Linked DNA regions of Homo sapiens: region 2 is linked to region 1. Evidence: chromatin contacts called from ENCODE Hi-C or POLR2A ChIA-PET data. All regions are on one chromosome and are shown on one strand. The core of a region is the stretch at or near the end of the contact, and the rest is flanking DNA. Distances in the headings are between cores, read along the strand shown.

Region 1 (3,263 bases), core at 607-3,106:
AGCTGGGATTACAGGTACCCGCCACTACGCCTGGCTAATTTTTGTATTTTTAGTAGAGACCAGATTTCTCCATGTTGGTTAGGCTGGTCTTGAACTCCTGGCCTCAGGTGATCCGCTTGCCTCAGCCTCCCAAAGTTCTGGGATTACAGGCGTAAGCCACTGCGCCTAGCCAAAGTCAGCTGTTCTTGTCTTCCACTCCCACTCTCCACCACCCTCACCCCTCTATGCGATGTGTCTTTTTTCCTCAGGCTTTTTTTTTTTTTTAAGACTGTTCTGTTTTTCAGCAATTTGACTATGGTTTACCTGGGTGTAGTTTACGTTGTGTCTGTCTTGCTTGGGGTTAATTGAGCATCTTGGATCTGTGAGTTGATAATTTAATCAAATTTGGAAAATTTTTTAGCCATCATTTCTTCAAAAAATATTTTCTGTCCTATCTCTTCCCCATCTCTTTCTTGAACTTCAGTTATATGTATGTTAGACTGCTTGATATTATCTCACGAGTCACTGAGGTTCTGTTCATGTATAAATTTTTTCTCTAATTCAATTTGAACAATTTCAATTAGACTGTTTTCAAATGTACGGTTTTTCCTTCTCAATGCCTAGTCTCTTGTTAAGCACATCCATTGAACTTTCAATTTCAGATATTATAGTTTTCCCTTCTAGAATTTCCATTTGGTTCTTTTTTTTTTTTTTTTTTTTTTTGAGACAGGGTCTTGCTCTGTCACACAGGCTGGAGTGCAGTGGTGCGATCATGGCTCACTGCAGCTTTAACCTCCTGGGCTCAAGTGATCCTCCCACCTCAGCTCCCCAGGTAGCTGGGACTACAGGCACGTACCACCATGCCTGGCTAATTTTAAAACTTTGTGTAGAAATGGGGTCTCACTGTGTTGCACAGGCTGGTCTTGAACTCCTGGGTGATCCTGCCACCTCAGCCTCCCAAAGTATTGGGATTACAGGTATGAGCCACTTGGCCATTTGGTTCTTTTCTGCAGTAACTCATCTATTCACACATTGTATCCATCTTTTCCCATAAATCCTATAACATATTTATAATAATTTTTAAATTTCTTCTCTAATGATTCTGATAACTGGGTCATTTATGGGTTTATTTCAGTTGGCTCTTTTTCCTCTTGATTATGTATTACATTTCCCTGCTTTGCTATTGCATGTGTTATATTTTTAGAACTGCACTCTGGATATTGTGTATGAAAAACAATTGTATATCATAATTTTTTAGTCTTTATATACATATACATATATACACATACATACACACACTTTATATATATATACATGTATATACACACACACACACACACACACACATACGTACACACACTTTATAGAGTATGCGAGCTCCTTCCTCTGACTAGCAGGTTTAGGGGCTGATCATTCAGATTCCTCCTAAAGCTGAGTTGAACATGGGTTGGGCTGCAGCTTTAATTAAATTGCGTGTACTCCAATCCAACCTCCTTCACTGCCGTCTTGAGCTTGTTAGTATTTGAGCTATGTGGGGCTGCAGTGCTGATTATTGTTTAATTTATTTTTATTTTTAGAGACAGTGTCTCACTATGTTGCCCAGTCTGGTCTCCAACTCCAGTTTTTCATCCATCAACATAAAAAAATAGAGACAAATCTCCAAGTAAAAAGGTTTTATTTGGGAATAATATACAAGAAGTAGAACTGCAATCCAGGATGTCCACATAGACTAGGGCAGCCCCCAGCATGTCTGAGAACAAAGGAAAAGTTTAGGGTTCTCTTGGGGAAAGAGGAGATTTACGTAAGTTGTTTCAAAAGAAAGTTCATTGGCGCTAGCAGTGTTTTTTATGAGAGCTGGCGAGTTCAGTAGCAGATTGGTGAGTGTCAGTAGTTGCTAGGTAGGACTTGGAGTCTCGGAGTTCTTGTTAGGCCCTTGCAGTTTTGGATTGGGCCTGAGAAACCGTGTCAGGCTAGTGTTCCTGTGTTAGCTGCTAGCTGCCCTTGTGCTGTTAGCAGTACTCTTGTCTCATGTGGGAAGCTGTGGTTTGGAAAATGTTCTTGTGAAAGTTCTTATTATCTGGCAAATCATGCATGAGACTCCTCCCTTCATGACCTTTCCTGGCTCTGTATTTTTATTTTTTTACTTTTTATTTTTTGAGATGGAGTCTCACTCTGTAGCCCAGGCTGGAGAGCAGTGGTGTGATCTCGGCTCACTGCAGGCTCTGCTTCCCAGGTTCCAACGATTCTCCTGCCTCAGCCTCCCGGGTAGCTGGGATTACAGGCACATGCCACCATGCCCGGCTAGAAGCTGGGAAAGGCAAGGAAACAAATTCTCCCATAGAGCCTCCAAAAGGAATGCAGCCATGCCAACCCATTTCAGTCCCTCTGCCTTCTGGAACAGTAAGGTTATTCATGTATTTATTTATTTATTTATTTATTTATTTATTTATTTATTTATTGAGACAGGGTCTCGCTCTCTTGCCCAGGCTGGAGTGCAGTGGCACAGTCTCGGCACACTGCAACTTCCATCTCCCGGGTTCAAGCGATTCTCCTGCCTCAGACTCCCCAGTAGCTGGGATTACAGGCACCAGCCACCATGCCCGGCTAATGTTTGTATTTTTAGTAGAGATGGGGTTTCACCATGTTGTCCAGGCTGGTCTGGAACTCCTGATCTCAGGTGTTCTGCCTGCCTCAGCCTCCCAGAGTGCTATGATTACAGGCATGAGCCACTGCGCCCGGCCTGATTTTTTTGTATTTTTAGTAGAGACGCGGTTTCACCATGTTGGTCAGGCTGGTCTCCAGCTCCTGACCTCAAATGATCTGCCCGCCTCAGCCTCCCGAAGAGCTGGGATTATAGGCGTGAGCCACCTAGCCCGGCCCCCTGGCCCTATTTTGCCAGGGTTTGACACAAGTGATTCCATTTTGAATCTGACAACTTTCACACACCACTAATTATAATGTTAGCTCGAGTTTTTTTAAGATGCTTTTATCAAGTTGATGAAGTTCCTCTCAGAGTTTTTAAATGAATGAGTGTTTAATTTTTGTCAAATGCCTTTTCTGCATCAATTGATATAATCATGTGATTTCTCCATTTTAGTCTGTTAATATGACTGATTACATTGTTTTTTTTGTTGTTGTTTTGGTTTTTTTTGAGACAGTCTCTCTCTGTCGCCCACACTGGAGTGCAGTGGTGCTATCTCGGCTCACTGCAACCTCTGCCTCCCCAATTCAAGCGATTCTCCTGCCTCAGCCTCCTGAGTAGCTGGGACTACAGGTGCCCACCA
Region 2 (3,541 bases), core at 216-2,715, 140 kb after region 1:
CACCCAGGTTGCTTCCAACTCCCTCTTACCACAAACAACACTGTGATTGATGAACATTTTTGTACATGAAACTTATGGGCCTATGTGAGCATTTCTTTGGGCTCTAAATCCAAGAGTGGAATTACTAGATCACAGGGCAGGTTTTGAATTTCATTAACTTCTTCCAGAATGGCTTTCACCAACGGTGAGTGAAGGATGCTGTTTCCCGACATCTTCATCAGATTTTTCATCATCTGATTTTGTAACTTTGCATTCAGTGTGGGTGTAAGGTGGCAAGTTGTTTTAATTTGCATTTCTCTGTTAATCCTGAAATTTATAACTTCCTTCTATACTAGTCAGCCATTTGAGCTTTCCTTTCTGTGACTTCCTTGTTCATATCTTTTGTTCATTTCCTACTGGGCTTCCTGTCTTTTTCTCATTGATTTGCAAGAGTAGTTTATAAATTTTAGATATTAATCCCTTTTGGATGTTGATGTTCCAGGTATATTCACCTAATATATTTGCCTTCTGTCAAGTTTATCTGTGACAGTACTCAAACTTCAGCAGGCATCAGAATGTCCTGGAAGGCTTGCTAAAACACAGATGTCTGAGCCCCACTCCTAGAGATTCTCCATAAGAGAAGGGGAAGGGCCTGAAAATTTGCTTTTTCTTTTTTGGGGGGACAGAGTCTTGCTCTGTCACCCAGGCTGGTGTGCAGTGACGCAATCTCAGCTCACTGCAACCTCTGTGCCTCAGCCTGCTGAGTAGCTGGGATTACAGGCATGCGCCACCATGCCTGTCTAATTTTTGTATTTTTAGTAGAGATTGGGTTTCACCATGTTGGCCAGGCTGGTCTCAAACTCCTGACCTCAGGTATCTGCCCTCCTCGGCCATCCAAAGTGCTGGGATTACAGGCATGAGCCATCGTGCCTGGCCAATAATTTGCATTTCTAACAAGTACCCAGGTGATGCTGATGGTCCAGGGACCGCTCTGAGAACAACTGATTTGTGATGGCTTCCATTGGGCAAACTTGTTCTATTGAGCAAATTCCTTAATTTTGAGGTTGTCGATTTTATTTATTTTCATTTTCTGGATGAAGGAACTGGAGTTCAAGAGGTGAAGTGAATACCCCAAGGTCACACAGTGAGCTGGGCTTTGGACTCATGTCTGGCTAACCCAGAGCCCATGTCCCTAGCCTCTCTACTGTCCTGTCTCTGAGACTTTGGGATGTAGTGGCCGTAGCCTGAGGCATTCCGACCTGAGGCTACAGGGAGCCTTAGTAAGTTCCTGAGCAAGGCAGCCGGAGAGGGAACAGTTGGTTGGGTAGGGACAGGGGCCAAAGATATAGGAGTCTCTCTTAAAGGCCTTGGGGCTTTCCAAGAAAAGCTCAAAAACTGCCGAAAATCCTAGCCACAGCACAGTGACAGGGCTGCTGAGAGGCACTGGGACAGACAGTTCTTACCCCACAGCTCCAGGGATGGGGTAATTTCCCTCACACCCCAAGGAAGTCCCCACCCGCTCCGGAACTACCCTCTTACCAAAGCCATGTAACCCCTTAGTTCCTGGGGTCCAAAGGGCACTGTCTGGGGCAACCCAGGCACTGAGTCTGGAGACTCTGGCCACACTTCCTCCTGTAGCATCCAGAGACCCTGCCAGGAATTGCTTCCCTTGTTGGTTCAGTTCCTGACATCACAAGAGGGGAAAACCCCCTAGGGGTGGGATAGCTGGTTCCCAAGGACTTCTAGGGGTAGTGCAAGTATGGAACTTCCCCACCAGCTGGATCCCCTGGGGACGGTCTTGGCCCAAACGTGAGTGGTAAAATTGTCTCCAGCTGCCGTAGATGGACGCCTCTCCCAAGGTGGGGCCCTGAAACTTCCTACCCACTCCCCACTTCCACTGGCAGCTCCCAGCAGTCCTTCCCAACTATGTGCTCAGGAGCAGGAGTCCTGGGGCCACTGTCATTCAGCCGCCAAGCATTTAGAGGGCACTTGCTCTGTGCCAGGCATTGCACAAGACACTAGAGGGAGATACAGCACAGTCTGCCCACTGAGGGGCACACTGATGGGGAAAACAGTTCCCAGATAATCATAGCACAAAGTTCTCAATTGTAAAGTCAAAGAGTGAGACACCAGCTCTTTCTGGGGAAGCTGGAAAAGGTTTCACAGGGGAGGTGAGCCATGAGCGAGAGCTTGAAGGACAAGGTTTTTGGTGGGTGAACAATAGAAGAGAGAGCCCTCCAGATGGGGACCCAGCACAAGCAAAGGCAGGGGAGCTTGAAGGAGCATGGCGTGCTCTAGGACTGGCAACCGGTTAGCACTCGTGCAGCACTTAGGCTCCCTGGCCAGAGGGTCGGAGGGTTTTTAATCCGAGCTCTGCCATCTGCTTGTTCGGTGACCTTGGGAAAGCCCCTAAAATGTCCCTGGGTCTTGGTTTCCTCATCTGTAAAGTGGGGTTGATAATAGCCTCACCCTCGTAGATCCCATAGATTGTCATGAGTCTTAAGATATTTCACGTAAAAGTATATGTAGAAAGTGCTCAATTAGTGACCATTGTGATAGCTGGAGGAACACGGAGTGTGTGAGGTGGGGGACGAGGTGGGTGGGTAGGAGTTGCAGGAGAGGAAACCAGAGAAGTGGATAGATTAGAAGCCCTTGAAGGGCAGGCTAGGAAGCATAGGCAATGGGAGGCTATCTAATGTTTGTTGTTGTTATTGTTGTTTTTGTTATCGTTGTTTGAGGCGGGTTCTCACTCTGTCACCCAGCTGGAGTGCAGTGGAACAATCAAAGCTCACTGCAGCCTCCAGCTCCTGGGCTCAAGCCATTCTCAGCCTTCAAAGTAGCAGAATTACAGGTGTGCGCCACCAGGCCTGGCTATTTCTAAATTTTTTTTGTAGAGACGTGCTCTCTTTATGTTGCCCAGGATGGTCTTGAACTCCTGAGCTCAAGGGATCCACCCGCCTGAGCCTCCCAAAGTGCTGAGATTACAGGCGTGAACAAAGGTGCCCCACCTGGGAACAAGCCAGGGGACCTGCATTTTCTTGAAGCGAATCAAGCTGCTGGAGAGGAGGATCAATAGGAAAACAGAGGAGCGTCTGGAAGCAGGGAAGTGGGGAGGAGGCTGGAACCAGGACCACATGAGAGATGGTAAGACCTGACTGAGCTGGGGTAAGAGGAAGGAAGAGGAGAGAGTAGGTTCAAAGAGGAAAGAAGAGAAAGAGAACTCTGCCTACCCCCACCCCCACTCAGAAATAGTAGCCCCTCACATTCTTTGACCAAATTCATTCGTTCATTCATTCATTCATTCCACAACCATTTATTTAGCATTTAAACCCTGGCCTCTTGGAGTTTACATTCTAGGAGTTTATATTACTATTAAATGTTACTAGGAGCTTCCAGATGCAGTAACGACCCAATCAGGTCTAAATGGCCAGAAATTGATGGCCCTCTTGGTGGGTCCTCCCACTTGACTTGTTGCTTATCCTCAGGTATTTCAGAGCAGGGGCAGAGGGGTCTTAAAGCCAGGCCAGCCTGTTCTGCCCACTTCCTACCTTGGGGAGTTCAC

The links. Hi-C counts contacts between places; a loop is a spot of excess contacts on that map. ChIA-PET counts read pairs that join two places held with the same protein, here RNA polymerase II (POLR2A). Pooled maps may share reads with other maps.
Region 2: a loop to region 1 is called in a pooled map, with 2.2 times the contacts of the local background. The contact joins two enhancer-like sites. A Hi-C loop is called at or near these places in 2 of 50 pooled maps. POLR2A ChIA-PET finds 5 or more read pairs at or near these places in 4 of 52 experiments (Panc1, RWPE1, T-cell and 1 more).

What each region holds. Positions count from the first base shown.
Region 1 is chr20:31,893,420-31,896,682 of GRCh38, forward strand. All of the region lies in intron 3 of TTLL9 (tubulin tyrosine ligase like 9), which reads left to right. Among named protein-coding and RNA genes, the nearest start is that of TTLL9, 24 kb to the left of the region's middle. RefSeq lists an enhancer at 1,667-1,716. Within about 2 kb of position 1,857, at least 14 of the 41 ENCODE cell types and tissues checked have a DNase peak (open chromatin) inside an H3K27ac peak, as active enhancers do.
Region 2 is chr20:32,033,231-32,036,771 of GRCh38, forward strand. No RefSeq gene overlaps it. Among named protein-coding and RNA genes, the nearest start is that of HCK, 17 kb to the right of the region's middle. RefSeq lists an enhancer at 1,923-2,102. Within about 2 kb of position 1,466, at least 5 of the 41 ENCODE cell types and tissues checked have a DNase peak (open chromatin) inside an H3K27ac peak, as active enhancers do.